Regions from separate parts of the Homo sapiens genome. Here region 2 is linked to region 1. The links are chromatin contacts, found by Hi-C in ENCODE. All regions are on one chromosome and are shown on one strand. Each heading gives the region's core, a stretch centred on a gene start or an enhancer-like site at or near the end of the contact. The rest is flanking DNA. Distances are from core to core; before and after follow the strand shown.

Evidence for each region. Hi-C counts contacts between places; a loop is a spot of excess contacts on that map. Pooled maps may share reads with other maps.
Region 2: a pooled map shows a loop between it and region 1 (6-fold over the local background). The contact joins the enhancer-like site here to the promoter of FAM20B in region 1. A Hi-C loop is called at or near these places in 1 of 168 maps with a recorded cell type or tissue (CD8-positive, alpha-beta T cell), 1 of 37 single-sample maps with no recorded cell type and 6 of 50 pooled maps.

Annotation. Positions count from the first base shown.
Region 1 is chr1:179,023,785-179,029,389 of GRCh38, forward strand. FAM20B (FAM20B glycosaminoglycan xylosylkinase) reads left to right here and starts at 2,110. Exons shown (of 8, transcript NM_014864.4): 1 at 2,110-2,314. RefSeq lists silencers at 1,927-2,116, 2,157-2,896, 5,590-5,605 and an enhancer at 4,946-5,605.
Region 2 is chr1:181,102,563-181,108,167 of GRCh38, forward strand. No RefSeq gene overlaps it. Among named protein-coding and RNA genes, the nearest start is that of IER5, 17 kb to the left of the region's middle. RefSeq lists silencers at 2,378-2,437, 2,458-2,947, 3,208-3,257 and an enhancer at 2,791-3,685. Within about 2 kb of position 2,214, at least 29 of the 41 ENCODE cell types and tissues checked have a DNase peak (open chromatin) inside an H3K27ac peak, as active enhancers do; they include CD8-positive, alpha-beta T cell, where a contact is called at or near this core.

The sequences.
Region 1 (5,605 bases), core at 860-3,359:
ATTCTTTCAGTGATCACAGAGTCTGTGCTGCATAATTTAAGTGTCCCTATTCCTTGCAGCTGCTTCCTGTGTGCTAGTCATGTAAACGCCCTTCTTAAATGATTGCATCCCTCACAATACTTAGAATATATTGACTGTTGATTGGTTGGAAAATAATCCCGTACAGGCGGAGGGGGCAGAAACTGACATCATGGAGTGTCAGGCACGGTGCTGGTGCTATGCATACACTCAACAAGGGCCTGGGTAATGCAACATGGAGAAGGGAAAACTGGGGGGCAGAACAATTTTGTCGTCTGAAAGCCTTTCACAGAGAGGCCCTGAACCCATAGCTCTCCTTCTCTGAGGACAGAAAAGGAGGAAGTGTGTCTGTCCTGCAGTATGTGGGATGGATAGATGGATGCGAAATTAAGCACTGAAGTGGGTTGCTTGGAGAGGCAATGACTGCCCCCTGCCCTCACCTGAAAATCCTTAAAGACAGAAGGGATCATCCGCCCAGGAAGCTGAGGCTGCAGGATAAGCTGGCCTTTTCCTGAACAGTGACAGTTGGAGCGTTCACCCTCACTGTCCTTGTCAGAGTTACAGGCAAGAAAGGAGAATCCTTTTGGATAAAGTGTCTTAAAGGAACTGTTGATTTACCCTTTTGCTTTATGGTCTCCTGATGTAGTGAGCAAGGTTCAGGGAGATTAGCTAACTGCAGGCAGACTGATCTTCCTGTGCAGAGAAATAAGGTAGATTCTCATTATCTTCCAGCTCATTTTCCCAAGAATTATGTATTCTCCGGCCAGAAAACGACCTCCAAACCTCCAAACCTTTTCAACTACACGCAGCAAAAAGCTAATACAATGCCTTCTGCATTTGACTGTACGTCTCCTGCAGTGATTAATGCTGCCTCCCTAACTACATTGTCCGGAGCAAGTGTCAAGCCCAATTATTTCTCTAGGATCTCCTGATAGTAAATGCTCAGCAAATATACAGACGAATAACACCTAATCATACACAATAATCTTAGAGTACTTTCCCCATACATTTCCTAACTTAATCCTTACAACAACCCTGTGAAGTTATTAACTCCCATTTTCCAGTTAAGGAAACTGATGCTCAGCAAAGTTAACTGGCACATCCAGTATCATACAGCCAGTAAGAAAGAATTCTGTTCAGTACGCCTTACTGATTAAATGAACTATGTGGCCTGAAGAAAAAGTGTCAGCTCAGTCTTTCCCCATCACGCATCTTATTCCATGGAGTAACCTGCATTATATTTCAGGGTCAGGCACACTAAGTTTGCGCTTTAGTATATGGTGAATAAATGGATGGACACAGTGGCGGCTCTGTATAAGTCAGCTGAAAGCAAACAAAGGGAAGGCAGAATCTTTCATTCACACGATTTATCCGCGCCCACTGGGTGCACTACGGTCGGGCATTGGCGACCCAGGAGCGACTGACCTGCCCTCATGGGGCTTACGGTCCTTAGCAAAAAACAGATGTAAAACAACTAATATTACAGTAAATGAATCATAATTTTGTGAGATGCTCCTGAAAGTATGTAGCAGGACGCTCCGCTCTGGTCCGAATGAAGAGCCATTTGCACTCAGTGTGGAAAGGCTAGCCTTTTTCTGGGCAAAAGAAGCGGGGGATACATTTAGATAGGCAGAAGTTCCGAGCAGAAGTCAAGGCAAATTAAAAAGGCAACAGGAGGAGGGAAAATGCTTCTCACAAACAGAACTCGACCTAGGGGACCGCAACTCTCCAGTCCTGCTGCTTGGCTGCCTACCTACCTAAGAAAAGCAGGAAAGAAAAAGAGAAGACGGGGTGGGGGATGGAGGACAAATACAGAAAAAGAAAAAAGAGCGAAGGAAGTGAGAAGTGAGAGGCCAGTTTATGTAAGCGGGCAGGGCGGCGCGGCCGGCAGGAGACCGGCGCCGGCGCCGAGGGAGTTAAGCGGACGGGCCCGGTATGGAAGAGGTTAAGGGGGGCAGTCCGGAGCGGGTCCGGTAGGGGCCGCCTACTGGGCGGGGGCGGGGCCGCGCCGAGCGAGCGCTGGGATTGGCCGTCGGGCAGGCGCTACGCTAGGACGGTACCAACAGCCGGGGGCCTCGGAGGCGGGGGGGTGGGTGTGGGACTGCCGCTCTGCGCGGCGAGAGGTGGCCTGGGAATGGCCGGGCCGGGGGTGGGCCGGAGCCGCTGTGGCGGCGGCGGCGGCTGGGGGCGGTGAGCGCGGCGTGGGGCTGCCCCTCCCCGGAGGCGGCGGGGGCGGCCGGGGCCGCGCCGCACCGCACCGCGCGGGCGGCCATGGAGCGAGCCTAGGGCCCGACAGGTGAGTGGCGCGGGGGCGGGGGAGGGCGCGCGACCCCCGCCCCCGGCGCGGCGGGCGGGAAAATGCGGACCGGCACGCGGGCGGGGCACGGTACGTAGCGCGCGCCGGGCTGGGGCCGCCTGGGGGCGGGGCGCCTCCCTGAGGGGCCGGGCACCGGGTGCCCTGAGCCGTCCCCGAGTGGCTGCGGGCGGGTCCCGGGCGAGGGCCCGAGGCTTCCTGGGAGACCCGCTCGGGCCGCGTGTCCCTGTGTGCGGTCGCGGCTGAAGGGACGCGGCCTCGGCCGCCACGTCCCTGGCCCACCTGAGGCGCGGGCCCACCTGGGGCCGCCTCAGGCTGCCAGAGGTCCTTCTAGTGACCGTCTCTCGTCCCCTTGCGCGGTCCCCAGAGGCGATTGGCCCCGGTGCCTCTCTTGTGTTCCCCGGAGCGCCCGTTGAGGCAGCCCAGGGAGCGCGCCCTCGCGGGGTCTTTGCTGGGCCCGCCTCGTGGCCGGGAAGCGCGAGTGACCTGCAGGCCGGAGGCGGAAGGCGGGGCAACCGTGCCCGGGGCCCGCGGTCTCCTGGGGTCCTGCGCCGGGCGCTCGCAGAAGGGCACAACTTAACGAATGCTGTGTTAGCCCTCAGTGGGCTGCGCTTGAGATTTCATTTCCGGGTGTGACGGCCCCGCGATTAAGAGCGGACCGATACGTTTCCCTTAATGATGAATGTGAATAGTTGTCGAGCTGCGTCCTTGATTGTGGGTTCTGATAAGAGATTCATTCTAATCTGACTTCTGTTAACCTGCCAGTCTCCGGATAAGAAGAGAAGGGGTAGAAGGATGGATTGGAGGGAAAGTAGGGGTAACAGGGCTTGGTTAGTCTTAATGGAATTATTAGTCCTTTTAAAGACCATACCATCATTGGGATGGATAAGGAGTTTCTAATTTGGGAAAATGAGAGTTGCTTGCTATTGCGACTTGGGTCTAGTGCCAGATATCAGCATCTTCCCCACCCAGCCAGCTTCCCTCTGGAGGTTTGATTTCTCACTTGGAAGGGAAGTAGGAATGTGGGGTTTTTTTTAGCCTTTAGCCTTTAAACTGTAGGACTTTATAAATCTATAATCTGGTACAAATTACTATTGCCATTTATTAGCCACGCCTATGTTTTTTGCGTTGTAAATTCTTGCAAAAATTTCACTGGCGTTGATTTCTAAAAATCTGGTTAGAGATCTCAGTGTTCTTATGTATTACAAACATTCCTTGAGTTTATGCAGGATCTTTGAGCTAAGCTTAGAGCACTTCCTCAAATATGATTCGTTATCACGACTGTCTGAGAAACTGAGGTACAAATGGTAAAGATGCTAAATTATTTGCCCAGACTCATAGCCAATCTCAGGGAGATTTAAAATCAATGTATTCTATTAATAACTTTTCTAAAGTTTGCAAAGATGTTGGACTTTGGCCTCTCGAACCGTACAATGGAATCAGTCAGCAGGAGTCCCTTTCCCATTTGAAATTACTTATCAAAGGAGAATACAAAGGCACACACAAGTATAATTCAGACTCTCAGCCTCACTCATGATAAAGTGCAGTGATAAATATGGATACAGGTAAAAGATGATCAAGACATCTTGGAGTTCACAGCGTTTCTTTTCTGTGTGGTGAAAATGTGACATTGGTATGCTCTATTCGTTTCTCTAGAACTGGTAGGACAGTAGCTATGTTTTGGTGAATGAATGGAAACTAGAAAACACATACACTGCTTTTCTTTTTGGTTCTTAAGATTAGAGAAAAAACACATCACTGCTTCTATCATCTTTATTTTTATAATCTTTTATATCATGGAAGTATTTTATGTTAAATTGATAATTCCTTGACTTTTAGTTCATTCCCTTGATTTCCATTTGTAGATTCCAGCCCTTTCACACAGCCTTAAAGTTTCTGCTTCTTATCTCTTCTGAATTTTAAATTCCTAAATGAAACTTTCTGTTCCTTCAGTTTTAGGGCAGACTTCAGCTTCCCACACTTTGTGTGTCTATCATTTCATTGGTGTAAAACCCTAAAATCATTTCATTAGTGTAAAACCCTAAAGCCAGATACTTCAGCTGTTGAATTGATAACTTTTTAAAATAGCTAACCACAGAGGTTGTCTTTTGGTGATTGCCACAATCTCATAACAGAAGCAGGAGGGCGTTCTTTGTATTCTGTAAGAATACATAAAAAGACAGTTGGTCGGGCGCGGTGGCTTATGCCTGTAATCCCAGCACTTTGGGAGGCCGAGGCAGGCGGATCACGAGGTCAAGAGATTGAGACCATCCTGGCCAACATGGTGAAACCCCGTCTCTACTAAAAATACAAAAATTAGCTGTGCATGGTGGTGCACGCCTGTAGTCCCAGCTACTCAGGAGGCTGAGGCAGGAGAATCGCTTGAACCCAGGAGGCAGAGGTTGCAGTGAGCTGAGATTGCACCACTGCACTCCAGACTGCTGACAGTGAGACTCCGTCTCAAAAAACAAACAAACAAACAACAACAACAACAGAAGGAGACTGTCTTCTGAATCTGACTCTTAGTCCTTCTGGGACTAAGTGCCAGGTGGTTTTGTGGATTGGGATGGGGAACACAGTTACAATGAGGCCCTACAGTTTGTTGTAATTGTTACAGTAATCTGTGTATCTGTGTATTTTTCTCTCTGCACCTGACAGTGCCTGTATGTAGAAGGTGCACAATAAATATTCGTCAGTTGAATGAATAAATGGAAAACAGTATGAGGGAAGGGGAAATATTCTAATGTATATACTAAATTATTTAGTTCCTCTTTTTGTCAAAAGAAAAAAAAAGCGTAGAAAATGTGTTTCGGATTACTGTTCAAAATATTCTGTAGAGGTGTGTTATTTGCTTCTGTGATTATATGGTGTTCTAAACCACCTGGAGCCTGGCAGTAGCCTGTGCAGGTTCCAGTCAAGTGCAGCTTCACAACCTTGCTCCTACAGTCTGTTCTGGCTAGGCTAATTGGGCAGTTGGATTGATAGCCAGTGTTTTTGCATTAATAGAAGAACTTAGAGCTCTTGGCAATGGCCATGTCAATAGCATTGACCTGACTGCCCTTGTCCCTTATTTTGACGGTGGAAGAGGGGAGTTATCCCTTTTTAAGAGTACTTCTCCAGCAGTTCCTTCTTCTACACCTACATATATCTTCCTGTTTTCCTTCAGCTGTCTCTGTAACCCCAAGTACTAATGAATTCTTTAACATAGGCCTGGGCTGCAGAACAGAAGCTTACTTTGCTATTGAAACCAGCTTCTGACTAACTTACAATGTC
Region 2 (5,605 bases), core at 964-3,463, 2.1 Mb after region 1:
ATCCTCCTATCTGACTATAACTGGTAAGAGCTTGTACAAATGTTCCCAAAAGGAGACAGATATTAGCCCCTTCATTAGTTAAGGTCCTTATCTGCATTTCTATGGTGAGGGATGATCATGTATTCATTTAAGTATGACTCTGTGCCTCTGGAGACAGAGATTCTGCGAAAACATTGATTAGGGGTAGGACCTTGCTAGAAAAAGTCATAGGTGTGCAATTCATATCTTCTAATTAAAGCACATTATCACTTACTTACAAATGGTTAGGGCTTTAATAAACTAACCCCTTAGGAGACCCTAGCTAGGTCCAAAAACAAAGATAATTTTCTATAGAAGGGTCAACATAAAACTAATGGAAGAGTTTACTATTGCTTTTCCTTAGGCACATTAGGTCCTTAAGGACTCTTAGCCTTGATCTCTAAGTTCAGGTCTCCCCTTTGGCCAGGGCCCTAGGGAGGCCATGAGTCCTTGGGAAAGTGAAAGCAAAGCTGAATCTCCAATGGCATCTGGGACATCTCTGCCCCTTCCTTCTCTGTACTGTACCCTATCCTCAGCAGCACTTGTGGCTCCCCCAAAGCCATGTTTTCCCAGTCTTCCCCTGCCTGGGCCACCCTTCCCATTTACCTGCTGGGCCAATGAATCCTTGCAGACTTTTCTACTTGATGTAATGATTTGTTCACGTTTCTTTGCTTGACCAGACTGTACCCTCTCCACCTCTAAATCATATTCATCTCCTTATCCCTCGAATCTAGCCCAGAACCTGGCAGATGCTAGGGACTAGATGTTGTCTGGGGAGACTCTAGTTCTAGTTCAGTCATTCACAATCTGTGTGACTTTCAGCAGGCCTTTTAATCTTTTTGTTTCTTAGCTTCTTCATTTTAAAATAAATCTTGCCAATTCCAACTTACACGGTTACAAATTAAAAATGAGACAACTGTGGAAGTGCTGAACAAAACGCCAGGTGGTGGAGGTGGTAGGAGGGGCGCTTAGCTCCAAGCGAAGACATATTTGTCTTAGTCTGCTCTGGCTGCCATAACAAAATATCACAGAGTGGTTTAAGCAAAAAAATGTATTTCTCATAGTTCCGGAGCCTGGAAATCTGAGATCAGGGTGCCAGCATGGTCAGGTTCTGTTGAGGGCTTTGTTTCTGGCTTGCAGATGGCCGCCTTCTTGCTGTACCCTCACATGGCAGAGGAGAGAGCGAGCTCCTAAAGACCCTATTTCCAGATATAGTCACATTAGGGGTTAGAGCTTCAACACATATGAATTTTGGGGAAGCATATCCATTCCACAGCAATGCTGAAGGAGATTCATCAGCACATAGCCCTTCAGTCCTGTTCCCACCTCCTACAGCTTGCAAATCTGAAGCACCCCACCAACTCCGTATTGCAACTACAGTAATCATGACTTGTATACCAATTTATAGATGTTTCAATAACTAAAGCATTTGTATAACATATCCTATGGCTTACGAAGAATATTTCATACAGTCTAATCTCATTTTCACAACTATCATCTCACAGATGAGAAAAGCAAGGCCCCAATGGCCAGCCCAATCTTATTTCCAGGTCCTTTAACTGTATACCTTCAAACTCTTTAGGCCACACCAAAGTACTCGGTTGTAACCACTTCAAAGAAAACAGGGCTCTAAGAGCTGGTGAAGTCTAAACTCTTCAGTTCCTCCACTGTGACCACAGCTGACCGTCTTTACTTGTTCTATTCGCTCCCATATGAATCCTTTCTTTGTGCTCTAGAATTTTATGGAGTGGAAAATATATATGGAACGAGACAACATTCTTAGAGGAAAGGACTTTACAAATGCGAAGTATTAATATTTTGTTTGATATGGGCACTATTTTCAAAGGACCCTGCATACTTTCTGTGTTTCTTTGGGATGCCCTGCCCACCCAGGACAACTGAAGGAGCCGCTCTGGTTTTAATTGCAGCAATTCACCAGACAGTTTAGAACTTTCTACGTGCCAGGGCCTCTGTCCCCTGCAAAAGCTCACATTCCAAACAAGTCAGGTGTAGGCTCCGCTCCTAGAGAGGGACGGTGTGAACAGAGCTAACTGGGTCGGCCTCTCTCCTTCCGACCTCCTACTCCCCTCCCAACACCTCCTCGCCCAGAACGTCTCAATTCTGACCCAGACACCCTGGGAGGCCGAGAGGCTCCTTTTGGATCTGCAATACACCCTCCTCACCACAACCAACAGACAAAACGCGCGAGTGCCGTGCAAGGTGGAAACCCTTCCCTCCGGGGGGCGATCGCCCCAGTAGGGTGAAGCAGGCCTCTTTGTTCACGGGATGCCTCGCTAGCAAGCCGGCGGCGGGGGCGTTCCCTGGACCGTGAGACCCCGGCTCCCGAGGACGCCTCCCGTGCCGCCGCTTCCCTCAAGCCCAGTGCCGCCAGCGGCCAGAGCTCCGGATTCCTGCCGCCCCCAGCCCACCGGCAAGAGCTGGCTTCATTTTCCCAGTCCCCCTTTCATCTGGCCGCACAGGCAGAGCACCGTCCGCTAAGGTCTCCTCCCATCCCAGCAGGAAGGGCGGGGAGACCCGCGGAGGATTTAAAGGGGCGCGGAGGTCAGGAGGGCTGGGGGCGGCTCCGCGGAGAAAATGGGGCGCGCTCGTCCTCTCCCGCAGCCTCGGCCGCCGCGAAGCTTCCTCCCAGCTCCCGCCTTTCCGGGCCCGGCGGGCCGAGGGGGAAGGGAGGCTTCCTGCGCCGGCGCCCGCGGCTGCCCCAGTGAGGTCCCGCCCGAGAGCAGGCCCAGGCGGGGGCTGGGCGCGCGGCGCGGCGCTGCGGGCTGGAGGGCGGGGGCGGGGCCCGCCGCTTTTAGAGTCACCTCCCGCGCGCCGCGGCCGCCGTTGCCAGGGTGACCGGGGGAGCTCCGTTGTGGGGAGGCGGCCGCGGCGGGTACCGGTGGGCGGAGCTCAGCGGGCGGGGCGGGGCGGGGCGGGGGCGGGGGGAGCTTCCTCGTCGTCATGGGAACGGCGCAGTTATTTCCAGCCCCCGGGCCGTGCCAGTGGCGCGGTGCCAGGATGCGAGAGTATTGCAGGACAGCGGCAATCTGCTGCGACCTGGGACATAACAATGCGCCCCTTCTGCAGCGCTGGGCCCGCCGGCGAGAGGTCTCGCTGGTCTGAGGGGCTGGGGCCGCCCCCGCGCGTCGTGTCTCCTCTCGGCGCTCTTCGGCTCGGAGCCTGGCGGCTCAGCGCGCTCCCGGCTGCACGTGCTGCCCCCGCCGCCGCCCACGCCAGACAAAGCGGGGCCCTCCCGGGCGTGTTTCCTAGGCGCCCCCTTCCCTCGATGAACCCTTTGATTTCTTCCTTCTTCTCTCTCACTTCGTTCCAGCCCCCTCAACTGCCTCCTGGAGCGCCTTTTTTGTGTGCTCGCCATCTCACGTTTGGCCCTCTCTCCAAAGCTCTGCCTTCACGAACGCCTCCATTTGACCTTCCCCCTCCGCCACTCTCTGGTCTCCTTTGGTAGCTTTATCATTACATTTGATGGAAGGGCGACTCTCCCCTCTCCTATTTTCAGCTCCACATTACCTTTTGTATTGTCCTCTCCCCTTCCTATTGGCATCTTCTTTCTGTCCTTGCCCTTTTCAAGACTCTTCCAGAAACTCTCTTGATGTCTCTGCCTCTTTTCACGGTTTCCTTTCCACTTTTTCTTTTCTCTCTGGGCTGTGGGACAGCAGAAGGGAGATTGCAAATGGCTACCTAGATTGAGTGCCCCTTTTACCTCACTGACGCCATCCTTTTTTCTGTCACCTTGAGGTCACATTATTTGGGCACCTTGATGAGGCTTTGGGGATTCTACTGCCGTTGCTGCCATTAGCAGTCTCTTTGCTTGGAAGCTTAAATGAAGGAAATTTCTGGGAACTGGTCAAAGACTCCTGAAATGCACCTTGAGGACTAAACATCTCTCTCCCTCCATCTCTGCTTGGTTACTCTGGTTTGTTTCGAACACCGGCTGCTTCTTCCCACTTCTTGACTCCCTGCACCCCTACCCGCCCCCCCAGCAATCACATTGTTCATCCCTTTGGCACCAGCCCTAGAGAGGAAAGGGTAGGTCCTCCTCTCCAGGAAGGAAGGTGGGGCAGAGTAGCTCCCGCAGGAAGGGAAGGAAAAAGGAGGGAAGGAAGGAAGTGGCCAACAGAAGGTGGAATCCGGTGGGAGGACTTTTCATTGTTTGAACGTCTTTCCTTTTTAGCTCTGCAAAGTCAAGCCCAAGGCCATCTCACCAAGGTTCTGCTGCCATCTCCCAGAACCCCAGCTAGGACTCCCTTGCCAGAGGCTGGAGGGGGCTGAGGTTTTGGTGGACATATTTAAGTGAAGTGGGCAGAGTTTCATGTATGCTGCAAATTGTAAGCACTTACATTTTTAATGTATCCATCTTCTGTTTCTTTTCTGTCCAACAAAGTCAGCTTTTATCTTCCCTTTTCTCCAGGGGGAAAAAAAAAAAGAAAAACTCCAGGGTAGAATTATGCCTCAGGTAAGGAAAATGTATCTACCATTTCCTGAGGACCTTCTACCTGTGAATCTGCTCTTATGTTCTGTAATACTTTACATTTGCATAGGGCTTTTTTCCCTGAGTTTTAAAGGGAAAGGCTGAGTTTTAAAGTTAGTGGGTAAAAGGAACCAAGTAGGGTTGCGATAAGGGTTGAGATGAAGTAGTGGAAATGGGAGCTCTTTAAAACTAAATACTCATGAATACTGCTCTCCAATATTTCCCCACCTTTTTTGTAGCCTAGGCTTAGGGCCAAATGCAAGCCCCAAGAACACAGGCAAGGAAGTGCTTTTGTCCTTTCTAGGCATGTGATCCAGTACCAAAGATGCTTAGTTATGAACGAAGAGAAGTTTGTGGTATGACTATTCTTTTGCATAGTGTATCTTTGCATCTCCATTCACTTAATACCCGAATACCTAGAAAACTGCCAGCCAGGCTTTGGTTCATTGTCAGTGTCTTGTTCCTTGAAAGCCCTAGAAGGACAAAAAAATTAGCTATGCTTTGGAAGACTTTGTCTGAAACCTACACTAGGTTTCAGACAAGGTCATCCAACCTTCTGGATTAGTTAACTGTGTCCTGAACACTGAGCAGAGGCCAGAGGGAGTGGGGTTTTGTTTTTCTCATCCTGGGGAAGCTCATCCTTGTGCTCTGCAAGTGTGTGCTCTGGGGAGAGAGTGTTATCAACACTTCCATGGTGTGGGATGGGGTGGGGGTCAGGAAGGGGGCCAACAACTTTAGAAGGCTTTCTTTTGTTTTCTGTTTTAAGTTGCTGTCTTGGTGATGGGAAGATATGAAAGGGTGGACACCTGGCTGTTGGAGTTGGGACAAGTATGAGCAGAGCTGTGGGGCTTGGCTTCCTTTCCTACTGGCTCATTTCCCCGGGGAGGGGAAGATAGTGGTCTAGAGGGAATTTGCTATCCCTTTCAATCAGCAAACGGACCTGCAAGCCAGTTTGCCTGGGCACTTAGGGCACTGAGTTTGGGGCACCTCAGGGAGCTTATACTCTCCCAGAAAACACAAGCCCTGCAAACAGTTCTCTGGTCATTGTGTGGAGCAGGTGTGGGATGCAGAGGTAGGGCAGATTCCCCGTAAATAGAA